2 separate regions of the Mus musculus genome follow, and region 1 is linked to region 2. A link is a loop called in an ENCODE intact Hi-C map of the cell type or tissue named here. Cell type or tissue: gastrocnemius. All regions are shown on one strand.

What was found. Peaks named below come from ENCODE experiments on the same cell type or tissue, not always from the same donor. Only the 100,000 strongest peaks of a DNase experiment are listed, where the experiment ranks them.
Region 1: a loop joins it to region 2, with 4 times the contacts of the local background. A loop is called at or near these places in 12 of 42 quality-filtered maps.

Annotation. Positions count from the first base shown.
Region 1 is chr17:71,079,038-71,087,037 of GRCm38, reverse strand. Myom1 (myomesin 1) reads right to left here. Exons shown (of 37, transcript NM_001083934.1): 17 at 6,143-6,264; 18 at 2,604-2,800. Among named protein-coding and RNA genes, the nearest start is that of Myom1, 63 kb to the right of the region's middle. In gastrocnemius, no CTCF peak of the experiment used is centred here; no DNase peak of the experiment used is centred here; H3K27ac peaks cover 284 bases.
Region 2 is chr17:71,191,531-71,199,530 of GRCm38, reverse strand. All of the region lies in intron 1 of Lpin2 (lipin 2), which reads right to left. Among named protein-coding and RNA genes, the nearest start is that of Lpin2, 12 kb to the right of the region's middle. In gastrocnemius, a CTCF peak has its summit at 3,289 (motif pointing right); DNase peaks (open chromatin) are centred at 3,372 and 3,690; H3K4me3 peaks cover 684 bases; H3K27ac peaks cover 633 bases.

The DNA.
Region 1 (8,000 bases), 110 kb after region 2:
TGCCAGGGCTGGATAGCAAGTTCCAGGTCTGTGGGGCTACATAGTATAGCCAACAACAACAACAACACCCCCACAACAGCAACAACAACAACAACAATAAAACAACAAGACAAAACCGAGCCTGAGGCCCAGACAGACATCAGTCTCCAGCACCCATAGAATGGGAAGAGGCCTGATGCCTGCAAGTTGACCTCTGACCTCCATGTAGGCGGGTGCAAATTAACAAATGTGCACAAATGTTTTACATATTCAAAAGCAGCCAATGGATAACAGAAAAATACATGCCACAGAAAGACCCAGCAGAAAGTACATAATATGGTGGTTAGCTTTTTTTAAAAAATCAGTAATAAGGTTAAATATTCCTACGTGATACAAAATATAAGCTGTCAGGCCACGGAAACTAGTGTAATTCTATAATTCTATGGGGTTTTTTTTGTTTTGGGTTTTTTGTTTTTTGGTTATTTTTTGAAGCAGAGTCTCAGATAGCTCAGGCTGGCCTTGAATTCCTGGCCCTCCCGCCTTCACCCTACAATACCAGGATCGTACACTTACACCACATGACTTAATTCTGTGCTATTTCTAAAACACACGAAAAGCATAAAGATACAGAAAGGTTAAAAATCAAATGATAAAAAGCTACACGCCATGTAAACACCAACTAAAAGAAAACGAAAAAACAAAAAACCTGTTCACTCTCACCAATGATTGAAACACCGCCTTTAAGGCAAAAACTTACCATTTGCATGAAAAGACTCACTCTGTCTTCCTGTAATCATGCCATCTCGAAATATGTAAAGCAACATTTAAAATGAGCAGGTTGTTTTCTGGTGAGATGGTCCTACGGGCTTCTCTTCCTGTACTGTTCATACCACTCATTGGTATGAAATTCTAGCTACTCTCAGGATAATCTTATTCATTAACGCTGCGGCAGGAAGCTTAGGTGACAATTAGCAACAAAATCTGGTGTATATATTTTTTTTTCAAAGGACTACAGGTTGTTTCTAGTCAATTAGTTGACTATACTAAGGAGAGAGAGTGTGTGACCACTCTGACTCGTTTTTTAAAAATAATTCAAATTCATTTTTAACAAACAAGGAGTAAGATAAAAACTCTCCTTTCTCTGGTAATGCTGGGTACAAAGTAACTATAGCAAATGTGATCCTGATGTTGGAATGTTCTTACTGTAAGATAAAGACCAAGGACTGATGCTGTGGTCCAGCAGTAAAGTACTTATCAGTCATGCATGAGGCCCTAAACTAAAACAGCTATATGTAAAATCAGTATATGTTACTCGTATTTTTTTTTAATTTCTGTGAATTGTACTTTGACCTCCGCAAGTATGCTCCCTCACAAAACCAAAAACAAATGGAGAAAATTACTAATGCTCAATGGTTAGAAGAATCAATATATTTAATATGTAATTACTCCTCAACATACAGATAAATTCTATTCACCTTCCATCAGAATTCTAACAGGTTTCAGTTTAACATATTACTTTTCCTCATACTTTGTCTTGGGTTTTTTTGTTTGTTTGTTTGGTTGGTTGGTTGGTTTTTTTGTTTTGTTTTGTTTTTGTTTTTGTTTTTGTTTTTTTTTTGGCTGGTTGTTTTTTTGTTTTTGGTGGAACTTAGTAGATACCTAATTCCGTAATTTATACCCAAGGGCAAAGAGCTAAGAGTAACCCTGAAAGACCAAGGAAACGGGAGAGTGGGTCACTTGCTATGAAACTATGATGCAGAGATGGACAAACTGACCAATGCAGAGGACAGAGCCCAGGATAGACTTGAGCGAGAGGGATCATGGGAAGAGAGGAGTCTCACTAGGTGCTTCTGGCCGGCTGTGCCTCCATTAGGGGAAATCAATTCTGACCATCAGCTCACAACACATTCAAATTGCAAAGGTGAATTAGCAACTGAAATATGAAAATCTGCAAGGCTTCTAGAACATAACCAAGTGCAGAATCTCTGTGACCCTGGCATAAGGGAGACCTTTCTGCTAAGAGCCACGTGTTCATCGACTGTGTTAACAACACTAAAGGTTGCTGCACGTCAGGAGGAAAACCATGAGGAAAATGAGCAAGACTTTGGATGGGCATACTAGAGAAGAGTAGATAAAAACAGAGTGTGTGTACGGGAGGAACGGGCATACTAGAGAAGAGTATATAAAACCAGAGCTTGTGTACAGGAGAAGACCCTAGAACTCATTTGACACTCAAATTATCCAAACTGAGAATGTTTTAATAGCCAAATGTGGGCAAGGATGCAGGCAGGCCAAGGATACACACACTTCAGGAAGGAGTAGAGAGCTGTGCAGAAAATAGGAAGACTGAAGCCTAGGCTCTAACTCAACAAGGCTAGTTGCCTAGAAACCAGTGCCTATGTGTATTAGCATACACGTGTGACATTATTGCTATAATGCTTGATGTAGCTAAAAACTGCAACCGTAACTTTGTAGGCCTAGAAGGTTTTCAGCCTTTGAGACTTACTGCTGTGTAAGCTCACCCTTCTGATCTCTGGCTGGTTGATTCACCTCAGCTGTTACGACTCAAACTCCTCTTAAAGCTGACTGATTTAATCTGGCCACAGAGGGACGTGCCTGCTTACCTTGTACGCTGCATCGCTGACGGCCTTGATGTTAGCTTCCCTCCATTTTCCTGGTACCTCACCAACCACCTCACGATAGTTCACATAATAGCCTGTAATCTCTGCCCCTCCGGTCGTATCTGGCTGCTTCCATCCAAGAACCATGGAGTCCCGAAAACTTTCAAGACAAGTGATGTCATAGGGCGCAGATGGCACGGCTGTCGTAAGACGGAGAGCTCATGAGTAAGAGAGGCATTTCTGAGTCTGAATGCATTCACCATCCTCGCCTGGCACCATGGAAGAGGTTGCTAGACATAGGACGCAATGAAAATGGGAAGTGGGTCTGAAACTTGGCACCTGGCTTGGCATACAAGGGAAAAAAATAGACACTGAGAAGTATATTGAAATTATCAAACTATAATTTTTTTTTAAATCTGTCTGGCAAAATGGCATGTCCTCCACAAGTGTTCTTTTCCTCATAAGGCAAAATATTCCCCTCAGGAACCTACACTTTTGTTGTCTTGAGGTTTGTTTTTATTTGGCCTCTGATGGCAACAGAATTTGTACATATGTCTGTTTCTATCTCAGCTTGCTTATTTATCATCTCCATACAGTTCCAAACAGTTTGTATTCAAATACACTCATCCTGACAAACGGTGTATACTCCAGCCAAGAAAATATCATGGAGCTCTTGTTAAATATACCTTTAATTTTTTTTTTTTTTTTTTACAGCACACGGCACCATTTGCCATATGTCTTTCTCTTGGTAGATACATGTTTGTCACAGTATTTTTAACTCCTGTGCTTTGAAACTCCACAGAAGGCTAGGTAGCTATGGCTGCATTTGCTAGTGCCCAGGTAGGAAAAAATATCTGAAGTATATTTCAAACTCCTTGTATATTTACATGACTTTGCTGGTCCCCTTTATATCGGGCCACTGAAGTGATAGTTTTCAATGATGAAAGAAGGGTGCGGTGACAAGAAGTCCTTCTAGATGTATGGCACAGCACAATGCTTTCAAGTATTTGTTTGAATTATAAGAGTTACATAAATTATTCCATTCCTATTCAAAGCAACTTTAGGGAACAAAGAAGACCTTTGGAATAAAGTCATTGTGTGTGTGTCAGTGTGTGTGTGTGTCCTATTTCAGAGCACTTATGAAGACTATCCCACTTATTCTTATTTAAGGACAAAAATAAGGGTTAAAAACAAGAAAGAAGAGAAATTATGAAAGATGAGATGAGGTAGAGATTGGGAATGGACAGGAGACACTTTAAATTTAAATTTTATCAGTGCTCTTATGTGATATATTATTATATATTATATATTTTATGTGATATATTGTCTCCTAGAACACACTAACCCAAAGAACCCACCCAGCTCATGATTAGCTAACAATCTCCCATGAGTCCCTTCTGGGGAGGAGTATTATGGGATGTAGCTCTCCATGACTATAATACTATACCAAGCTTTTCACAGCTGCCAAGAACTAGTGACTTAAATGAAATATGAAGAGTTGCTTAAAAGCCTGAGGTTGAAAAATAGAAATTAGTAACTCTGTCCTTGACACACTGTCAACTTGATCGTGAAATATTTTCCTGTGCGTGTCCTGAGCATGAACATGTCAAAGAGCTACCACGCGACCTGGTTGATCATCAAGTCCTCCCTACCTTCATGCCGAGGGTGTACAGTATCTTCCCGACTCGCTCCCCTTCATCCAAAAAGGTTCTGTAAACATTTTGTCATTTCTAAGCCCAAGAAATAATGCATAAATGCGAACCCCACAAGGTGACTCTGATAGCGTTATCAGGTCAAATCGTGTTGAATGACTGACAGAAACATCAAATCCAGAAGCAGCATGGGGCATGAACACAGAGGAAGCGGTGTGTGATCGGACAATGAGAGGTGAAGGCAGTGATGGAGACAGATGGATGGAGAGCTGGACTTGGTAGTTCTCACCTACTGGATCTTTCTTCTTTTTCGGGGGCTCGGATTGACTTTGCTCCTCCTCGGGAGCTGCTTCCTGGGGCGGCGAGCTGAGCGGCTCCTGAACTGACTCACTCACTGTACTTACTTCTTTCTGGCCCCGGCTGGAAGGGCTACTGGGTGGTGAGGGCTTATTAGGGTTGCTACCGAGCAAAGCATCTTTCTGAGAGGTTGGTGGGGAGGCTCCATTCATGCCCCCCCTGGAGTCTGTTAGTCCACCAGGCGTATCACTCAGTTGAGGCCACACATCTGGAGACACTCCTCCCCCTACAGTCACCAGACAACAACAGAAACGACATGAGCCAGACCCTGTACACGTCACTTTTGGAGCAAAACAAAACATTGACATTTAGGACTGCAAGCAGAGCGAAAACCAATCTTGGTTTAACAGTTTGCACCAGAGAGCACACTTCAACTTCCCCATAGTTTGGAAGAAGAAGAAATAAGAACAGAAACAAATCACAGACAGAACGGGAACCATTTCTATTTGCAGAACCCAAAGGGTTTTTAGCTTATACGGGAAAAAGCAAATCTCGGACATCTCTTGGGAGATAGATGTTCTAATATTCAACAGAACAGAGAAAGGACCACAAAGTGCACAGACACCAAATTAAAGACACGAACTGTATAACAGTTATATAAATCATGACTGTTAGTGCAACAGGAATGTTGTACCTTCCAACCCATAAAACAATATGTATGCTACTGTACACCTTACAGTAAGGCCCAAGGAAAAAACCTGGTATTAAATCTCGTTGTTATTGTATCTGTTGCTCTACATTTTGAGACAGTATCTTGCTATGTAGCCTAGGGTCTTGAGTACATAACTCTCCTGCCTCAGCTACCCTAGTCGCTGGGATTATAGTGTGAACCATCACAGCCACCGAACCTCTTTTTCAGTGACACTGGTGCTTTGTACATCATAACTATGTGCTCTATGACTGCGATCCATACTCGAGCAAACACTTCTGTTACTATGTTAGCTTAGTGCACATTTTCTTTCTGTTTTTCTGAACTAGCCGGATCCCTTACCCACTCTATCCAAGATTGGTAGGTACAACACATATATACATATAATTACCTTTTAATGGTGTTACTCTGTTGGTTAGTTTGCAAATAGAGATGAAATATGTGCTTAAGCAACCACATGTGTCTTGCATGAATCTCAGCGACATGGTAATATGCTGTTAGGAAGAAGCCAAGCTCTGTTGCAGGTGAAATGGCTTTTAGATACAGTTCGATACAAGTTACAGTGATGTACCACTTCATGGATGCAGGGCGGCCTGCCAGGTCCCAGGATGAACATGATGTTAGGATGGAATTTCATACACTGGGGAATGCCTGAGGAGACTGGGATGTGAAGATGGAAATACTACAGATGTAGACACTGGTAAGTGATGGAGATCTGTAAAAGGTCAGCTATGGAAGGTTAGTGTCAGATGGAGTCGAAGAAAATGACCGTTTAATGATGGAATCATGGAGTGACATTAGAAACTTTAAACTGTTTATGGAAATGATGGAAAGTTAGAAAACTTCAGTATTTTCCTTGACCAAACTGCATAAAAGGAACTTACCGATAGCAGCTTTGACTTCAATAGCTTCCGAATCCTGTGAATATTCGCTAAGTCCAGCTGCATTCACTGCTCTGACCCGGAAAATATAGCTCTGAGCAGTCGTCAGTCCATGACAAGTAAATCTAAAGATAAAAGAAAGCTTTTAACCCTGACCTAGGAGGGCCATTAGGGAAGTGATTGGCAGCTTTACTGAATGATCTAAGCAGCTTGGATTGTTCTGAAAAGATTCATTTTCCAAAAAGGAGGAAAAAGGACACTGAGAGCTTCCAGTAATATATGCACCTTAAACAAGAAGACTATGTGGGCAATTTATAAATCTTAGTGAGAGAGAGAGACAGAGACAGAGAGACAGAGACAGAGAGACAGAGAGACAGAGAGACAGAGACAGAGACAGAGACAGACAGACATGGAGACAGACACAGAAAGACAGAGGAATAGGGACAGACAGAGAGACAGAGAGACAGAGACAGAGAAATCCTAGCTTTTCCTTTCTCCTTTTTGATGGTTTGTTTTTGTTTTTGTTTTTCAAGACAGGGTTTTTCTGTGTAGCCCTGGCTGTCCTGGAACTCACTCTGTAGACCAGGCTGGCCTCGAACTCAGAAATCCACCTGCTTCTGCCTCCCAAGTGCTGGGATTAAAGGCGTGTGCCACCACTGCCCGGCTAATCCTGGCTTCTCCTGAATGTTCATCACAAGATGTTCAACAGGGAAATAATAAGACTAACTCATATTAATTCTGCATAAAGATAAACTAGATAGTATTTAAAATATCATTAGTGGGTCTAGCACAAATGAGGCACTTAATAAATAATAGGTCTGTTGACAACATTATAGATAGTTCATATATATATATATATATATATATATATATACACACACATATATAGGTAGTTCATGTATATATATATTCATATATATATATACACACACACACATATATATATATGTAGTTCAGGTATATATATATATATATATGTAGTTCAGGTATATATACATATATACATATGTACATATATGTAGTTCAGGTATATTCTTAAAATGTAAGGCACTGATAAATCCTGTCACATAAACCCAAGTGCTACCTCCTTTATGCCAGGGAAGGGATCGTCACTTGAGAAATCGCACTGGAATCTGGATCTAGAACTGCCGTTTAAATACAAAGTTAAATACCTCCAACTACAAGGTATGGATCCATGGTAGTTTCTTCACATTTAAAACCACCATACTCCTCAACAGGTGCTATAGCTGTAAGTAGCCATCCATGAACCACTGTAACATGAAAATCAGCCCTGAACACTGTAACCCAAAGGAAATAACAGTTCTTCTAAAGACACTATTACCACTCAATGTTCAAATGTTCAAAAAGGAAGTGGTATCTTTCAGTCTAGGTAGGGTCGAGCTGGATTAGTGAATGTTTATTGAACATTTCAGGGGTCACGGCATTGGACTAGTTATAGATCTGAAGATGAATAACACCGTGTCTGCCTTTCACTGGCTCCTGATTTTGTTGTTAAAGGTAGATGCTGGGCTCCGGGGCTTCTAAATGCCCCAGGATAGAGATGGAACGCATGGACTTTTCAGTCTAAGAAATAAATGCCATGTGAGACATCCTGCCCTCTCCCTTTAACCTGTAGCCTCCAGCCTCTCAGGCTCTGGTAGTCGTAGCCTTTCTACTTGGGAAAGGGCGGAGTCCATAGCCTTCTTCTTGGGAAAGGGCCAAGTAGAAGCTGTCTAACAAGCGCATTGTACTGGCTAGTTTTGTGTCAACTTGACACAGCTGGAGTTATCAGAGAAAGTAGCTTCAGTTGAGGACATGCCTCCATGAGATGCAATTGTAAGGCATTTTCTCAATTAGTGAC
Region 2 (8,000 bases):
GCCTCTCCTGACAAATCATCTTTGCAATGACATGGATGAACATGAATAAAATATGCAGATAGTACTCTTCTTAAAATTGAAAGCAGATTTTATATCAAGGGACATTATGAAAAGACAACCTAAGAATATAAGAAAATATTTTTAAATCATCTTTGATGAGAGTTTAATATCCAGACTATATAAAGAATTACAAGTCATCAAAAGGACATGTTATTTATGGCTGAGGAGATAGCTTAGCAAGTTAAGGAGCACGTGGTCAAACCTGGCAACTAGAGTTTGATTCCCAGAACTCATGGAAAAAGAACTAACTCCTCAAAGCTGACTCTGGCCTGCATGCATCAATGTCCTCCCCTGAGAAAATAAAGAAAGGAAATTAAAGTGTGGGCAAAGGGTCTGAACAAACCTTTAAAGAAGGTATACCAACAGCCAGTGAGGAGATGAGAAGATTCACCCGTGAAATACAAGTCAAACCACAGTGACCCTGTCACGCCACTGCCCACTACAACTACCATAACTTTTTGAAGACAAGTACCAGCAGGGTAGAAAAACTTTGTGCACTCTTAATGGGAATGCAAAATTGTGAAGCCACTGTGGAAATTGTCTGGCAGTTATTCAGAAATCTAAACAGTGAGTGACTATAAAATCCTGTCATTCCATATTCAGGTATGTACATGAAAACTTGAAGAGACTCAAACTGATGCTTGTAAGTAAAATTGTTCATGGAAGCATTGCTCAGAATACTGAATGAGTTAGTTGGAAAACTCACAATGTTCCATTAGTAGATGGAGAAAAATGTAGAACATATAAAAAGATGTATATTCTCTAGCTATAAAAACAAATGAGGTTCTGACATATGCTAGCCAGTCCCTGAAGCATGCTTAAAAAAAAAAAAAAAAAAAAAAAAAAACAAAGCATACATAAAAGGGCATCATATGATTTCAGTAAAAACAAAAACAAAACTAAAAACCTAGAAAAGGCACATTAATAAGTCAGACTAGAGCTGGGTGTGGATACACATGTCTGCAGTCCCAGCCACTCAAGAAGGTAAGGTAGGAGGAGAGCCAGGACTGAAGACTAGCCTTGGCCTACAAAGGAATGTGAAAGATCACGCACAGACTGCGTTAGGACGAGGGCTAGGGAGCTACTGCTTAATACTGAGCTACTGCTTTACTGAGCGCACGTCACAGACGCAGGTGCCTGTGAAGGCCAGAAGAGGTCATTAGATCCATGTGGAGCTAGAGTTACAGGGAGCTGTGAACCCTCACCCTCACCCCACTATGGAAATCAAGCGCCTGTCCTCTGCAAGAGCAATAAAGTGCTCTTAACGCAACCATCTCTCCAGCCCTTATCAGGCTTCTAAGGATCTATTATGTAGCCTGGGAGAAAACAGTTAAATGGTAGTTTATGATAATCACATTTTTCAAAGCCTAACCAAGTGCTGGGATGTGTCTTCTATCCAGTGTCCTCGTTGACAGACAGCATAATGTGTATGTATACTCACACAACTACAATGTCTTGTGGCCAAAGCTTTCCTAGAGCCCCTCTTTAACTTATAGATTCTAAGAATGAATGTGGTATGTGTGCTACGTGTGCACTTGCATAGTCACGTGTGTAAAGATGGAGGTCAGAGGACACTCTGTGGTCCTTGCCTTCCACCTTGTTTGTCACAGAGTCTCTGTTGTCAGCTGCTGCATGGACCAGCTAATGGGGACAGGAGCAATTCTCCTGTCTCAGCCTCCCATATTGCCATAGAAGCACTGGATTCAGACAACTGATAATGTGTCTAGCTGTACGTGGTTCTAGAGATTCAAACTCGGGTGCTGTGCTTTCAGGATGAACATTTTTCTCACTGAGTCACTGCCCCCAGCCCAAGAACCTCTGATTCTAAGTTAACTACTATTTGTGAAACAAGAACATTCAGGTGTAGAAAAATTTTCAATTATTCCTCAGACAAAGTAGTTAAAATATGCTTTATCAGTCAGGGTTTTCTAAAGGAACAAAATTTATAGAATGAATCTATATATCTATATATATCTATATATATATCTATATATATATCTATATCTATATCTATATCTATATATCTATATATATATATGAAGAGGATTTATTATAATGGCTTACAGGTTATGCTCCAGGTAATACAACAAAGGCTATTTACCAACAAAAGGCTAAGAGTCCAGTAGCTGTTCAGTCCACAAGGCTGGATGGCTCAGATGGTCTTCAGTATATGCCAGAATTCCAGAGAAGTAGACTCTAAAGCCATCAAAGGAGGGAGAGGCAGGTAGAAAGAATAAGCTTTCTTCTTCCAAGTCCTTACATTATAGACTGCCAGCAGAAGGTGTGGCCCACATTAAAAGTGGATGTTCTCACCTCCAAAAGTCTGGATTATGGGTGGGTCTTCCCTCATAAGAAGATCCGGATTAAAAGTGGGTCTGGCTACTTCAGATAACTTCATTAAGAAAAACCATCCCTCATTGCTATACCCAGCTGCTTGGGTTTTAGTTAATTCTAGATGTAGTCAAGGTTGACAACCAAGAAAAGCCACCACATGCATGTAGTAAAGCCAAAAGCTCAGTCTGGCTTTACTACATACATGACAACAGTCCTTAAAGTAGCACAGGATGTACACACATGCACATCTATCCCTCCAAGATCTGAATATGGAAATACAATGTCCACTAACCAAATACTTCCTCTTACAGGCCAGGAACCATGCCATCCTCTAACTCTGCTCCCTGCACTCTAGAAAGACTGCAACATTAGAACATTTGGAACATAAGCTGGCTTTCTCTCTTTGCAGACTTCTATCTAAGTTTTTAAACATAGATTCAATTTGCCCAAGAGAATTGGTGGTTAGCATCAGTCAGATTGCCTCATACCATGCCCTGTGATGCACAAAGAAACAGCTGGAGAACAGCAGAGCAGTGAGGTGTGTGTGTGGGGGGGGGGGTGTCAGCGGCCAGACCACAGGAATGCTGATTGGCTTTCTAGCTTTTTTTTTTTTTTTTTTTTTTTTTGGTTTTTCAAGAGAGGGTTTCTCTGTGGCCCTGGCTGTCCTGGAACTCACTCGATAGACCAGGCTGGCCTCGAACTCAGAAATTCACCTGCCTCTGCCTCCCAAGTGCTGGGATTAAAGGTGTGTGCCACCACGCCCGGCCTGGCTTTCTAACTTTTGATATATTTTTAAGTCTGGATTTTCCAGTCTTAGCATACTTCATTTGGGGTCAGATAAATCTTTGGGAATAAAAAGACACTCAGCGTCCCTGGCCTTCAACCACTAGATGTCAGCAGCACCCTCTCTTAAACTGTAACAATTAAAAACAAAACAAAACAAAACAAAACAAAACAAAAATTCTGTTTACTTTTGAAAGTCTGCTGGCAGCAAACCTGCCCCCAGGTGGTAATCACCATCATTCTTCATTTGTGTATTTAGTTAGTCCTCTTTGTTTTGATGGTTGGTTAGGTCTGAGACAGGTTTTCATTTTTCAGCCTTGGCAAAATTCACTAGGTAGCCTACCTAGGCTGGCCTCAAACTAATGATGTTCCTTCCGGTCTACCCAGTGCTGGGTTTACAGCTATAAGCCCTCATGAGCAACACAAGAACCACCAAGTTACACGAATGGCATTTCCCTTATTTGTGACTGACGGGTTTGCTAGGTTCTTAGAAATGTTGGCAGTGGGCCAGCAGGTCCGTAAGCTGCGTCTAACATCATACATAGCGCTCTCACTTGCTATGATAAGAACCTGCAGCACATAACCATTCTTAGTTTCAGCTTGACCTGGGGCAGGAACACCTATCAGGTAGGACTGTGGTTAGGACTCCATGAGGTGGTGCCCAAAAACTACTTAAAGACAAAAACTATGCCACGCACAGTCCATGCTTAATCAGTAACTGTCAGTTGGGTCACTGCCACGAAGGTGGTCACTATTTAGAGAGGGACACAGGAAAATACAAATGACTCCATCTAAATTCTCACTGCCATCAACAGTGCTTTAAGTCTTTTTAGCCTTGCGAATCCTTTTCCCTTTCTGAGGAGCTCAACCAACTGAATGCCACTCTTCAGTCCATTGCTCAACAAGTTAGGTCTAATTCACAGTCTAGCTACAATCAGGCAGGACAAGACAGAAATGGGTCAGAAGAGCCTACAGCCATATGAAACAGCTGTAAAGGTGAAGCTAACAGCCTGAGCTCTCCCAGGCCTGTGCTCAGGCAGGTAGGAGCACTTCCCCACGGTGTGCAACACTTTCTAATTACACTCACATCTCTGCAAAATCACACATGAAGGCTATGTGTGAGTCACCTCTTAAGGCCCTGATAATCAACATATCACCACCTAGCACATTATCAGTTCCTCTTTCCTACCCATGAATTCTTTCTTATTTATTTTTATTATTTTTAACAGGTACTTGTGGAGGCCAGAGGCATTTGGGTTCCTCTACAGATGGAGTTACAGGTCTTTGTAAGCCATATCTGTCATGAATACTGGGAACCCAATGTGGCTCTGAAAAGGGAGCCATCTAGCTTCTAAGAGTGCTCTTTCAATAGTCACAACACTCATAAGCCAAAAACTTAGTTCATTTCTCTTATATACATGACTCATCATCAGATAGTGCAGTGAGTAACTTTTTAAACTATTTGTAAAACCTTAATCTACCACCGTGAAGGGTGAAAAATACCTCTAACGCTAAAAGATTTACTGGGAGAGGTGTTTTCCAGTATGACAGAATAATTGAAATGTATATAAATGTATATATTACATGGGCAAAAAAGGAGCTAAATGTGTCAGGTTACACACACACACACACACACACACACACACCCCACAACAGTCTTTGTACCTTTGGTTGTGTTCTCAATCATTCTCCTTCATAGCTACATTTTCATTAGTAGAGCCAACAGTTTCCTTCCACTACTCATATAATAAAGGGTAATACTAAAAACTACTAAAATTATAATTAGGTAACAGGTGAGGCTGACATTAACAGTGTTACATGCCATCTGTAATGGCTATCGATACTCCATTTTCAACAGGCAGAGAAGATGCAGAAAGAACTGATACTTTTACACCCTAGAACAGCATTTTCCCACATACAGCTTCACACACATATCCACAAACAGAACAACGCCCCTACACCAACTATTTCTTGGTTCTCCCAAAGGCCTTCTCTCAGCCACCAAAATCTCTGTACCTGCTATTAACTCCAAGGCTCATTGCCAACTTTTGCATAGCAGGTGTCAGCGGCAATACTTCATGCCTATGCACATTTCACTTTTGGAGGCTTGTATTTCTCTAAACCTAACTTAAATGCAAAGGAACACAATTGAGGTCAAAACTACAGCATTCCCCTTTGAGACAGTATCATAATGCCTACCCACTGAGCCAGTCATCCCTCAGTGTGCTATGATAAAATCTAAATGTTAGGGAAATGAGGGAGGGAGGTGTGGAGAGAGGAAAGTAAGAGGGGGTGGGGTGGGACGGGGCAGAGGTTACTTTAACATGTAGGAACAGAGAAAGACCAGAATAAGAAAACTAAGGAGAACTCCAGGAAACTTGCCAACTGAAAAATGGAGTTTAAAGACCCTAGGAAGCATCAGAATGGGCTACCCTGTAAGAAACCAGACTAATTCTGTTGCACTAGGCCCCACCATTGGATTCTTTGTTCTTGCCAACCTCTGAATTACTTTAGAAAACAAATAAGAATGAAGCACGCTAAACTATTAAACATCTGAGAAATTTTAGTGGTTACACAAGACTGAACAAAAACTTCCAGTTATAATCTGAGAATTACTTCCTAAGGACTTTCTGATCTTCAGTGAAAATTGCAGACAGTGCCTCAAGGCACTTTTTAAAATATTACTGTAACTATACACCCTGCTAAGCCACACAATGACACAATGTTTCCACACCCTTCACTGGGGATGGAGACAGGAAATCTAAGCTCTGGTTCTGGTTCTTCAGAATGGGTCCTTAGCTCAGTTTTTAAAAAAATTTTTAATAAAATATTCAAAATAAAATGCTATTGCCAGGTATGGTGGCACATGGCCTGTAACCCCAGCGTTTAGAAAGCAGAGGCAGGCAGAGCTCTGAGTTTTAGGATAGCAAGGGCTACACAGAGAGACCATACCCCACCTCCAAAAACAAGTGGGCCCTATTCCAAGATAAAAGGGTCCTTACATTAAACAGGGGATTTGGAATGGATTCATACACAAAAGAAGGTGAAGACAAAGAAAACAAAACAGCCCTTGCAGACAGCCTTGATCTTAGCTTGAGTCAATTCTGAGGCAATGAATTCCTATTGTTCACGCTACCTAAGCCCACAGTGTGTCATAATGCCCTCACAAACTATACACATACACAGGATTACATCATAACCAACAGTAGCAGAGGCTATCTATGAATCTATTCCAATGCAAGCAAATAACCTGAACTTATCAACTGGAATGAGATACTTATTTTTCATATAAAATTCCAAATGCATGATACTGTACTCTCAAAAATGACATGGGTAATTCCCACCCTTTAGATATTAGCTAGGAGAGTAATTTCTAGAAGACATAAACTAGGGCCAGCAGGATGGTGGGGGATGGAAGGTAGGGACCAGAGAATTGGGATGGGGTGAGGCTTTCATACCCAGCACAGCAGCAAAAACACGGGAGACAGACCCTGCCTTAACAATGTGTAAATAAAGAACCAATTCCTGGAGAGTTGTCTTCTGACCTCCACACACTCACTGCGATACATCCTCCTCAGTAAATAAGTAAATAAGTAAATAAATAAATAATATATAGGGCCCAGAGAGCTGGCTCAGCAGTTAAGAGCATTTGTTGCTCTTGCAAAGGACCTAGGTTCAGTTCCCAGCACCACATGGTATCTCACAATCACCCATAACTCCAGTTCCAGGGAATCCAACACTCTCTTCTGACTTCCACAGGTACCAGGCACACATATGATGCATTCACATACACACAGAGAAAGCATGCATACACATCAATATTTTTTATTAAATTTATTTATTCACTTTACAGCCCATTATCAGCCCTTCCTTTCCTCCCAGTGCCCCCTCATGTAAGTCCTTCCCCAATTCCCCTTAGAAAGGGAAGCCCCCCTCTGGCTGCCAACCCCCCTCCCCCACACACACACTACCATCCCCCCCTTACGACCCCCCTACAAACTTCTTATACATAGAAAAAAATACAAATTAGGTTGTCAGTAGAGAAAAATCTGAAACACACAACCTCAAACTGCTGTTGATCAAGGCCATGACCACCATGAGTCACAAGGTACTTTACCCTCTGTGGTCTTCCTTAGTCATAACCCAGTCTTATCATGAGAAAGCAATAAGGAAAACTTACAGTGAGGCATCCCACAGAATACTGACTAGTTCTCTAAAAGCTGGTGAGGTCTTGGACATAGTGGCATCCCCCAGTCCTCATCTCAAGAGCTATAACAATAAACTGAAACCATGGAAGTCCTTGAAAGGCCATACCAGAACGACCGAAGGGTCCACCAATGACAATCCTAACAGACAAAATGCCAAGAGCCTCTGGAATCCCCTACAGACAGGACCACAGCAAGCAAGACAGAAACATTCCCACTCAGAGGAACAGAGCCCAGCGCCAGCCAGCCACCTCCTCAACTTCACAAGAACAGAGGCCCCGATGAGTCTCTGGTGCTCTCGCGCCCTCTGGCCTGCAGACTCTGGTAACACACCTTCCTTCTCAGGTGTGAGGGACAAAACAAGGCCAGGAGTGAGGCCGGTATTTCCCAGGTGAGAAAGGCACTTCAGTAAGAGAAGGCAAAGTTAGAAGATGAAGATTTAAGAGATGGAGGAGGAGAGAAAGAACCACAAATAAAGAAAAAAAACCCCAGTAAATGCCGCAAAGGTAACAATTCCAGATAAGCAGGAAATTGAGTAAAGAATGAGGACAAGGGACCCAACGGGAGAGAGACTCAGATACTCAGAACAGGACGCAGACCCCACTGACAGTCAGGCAA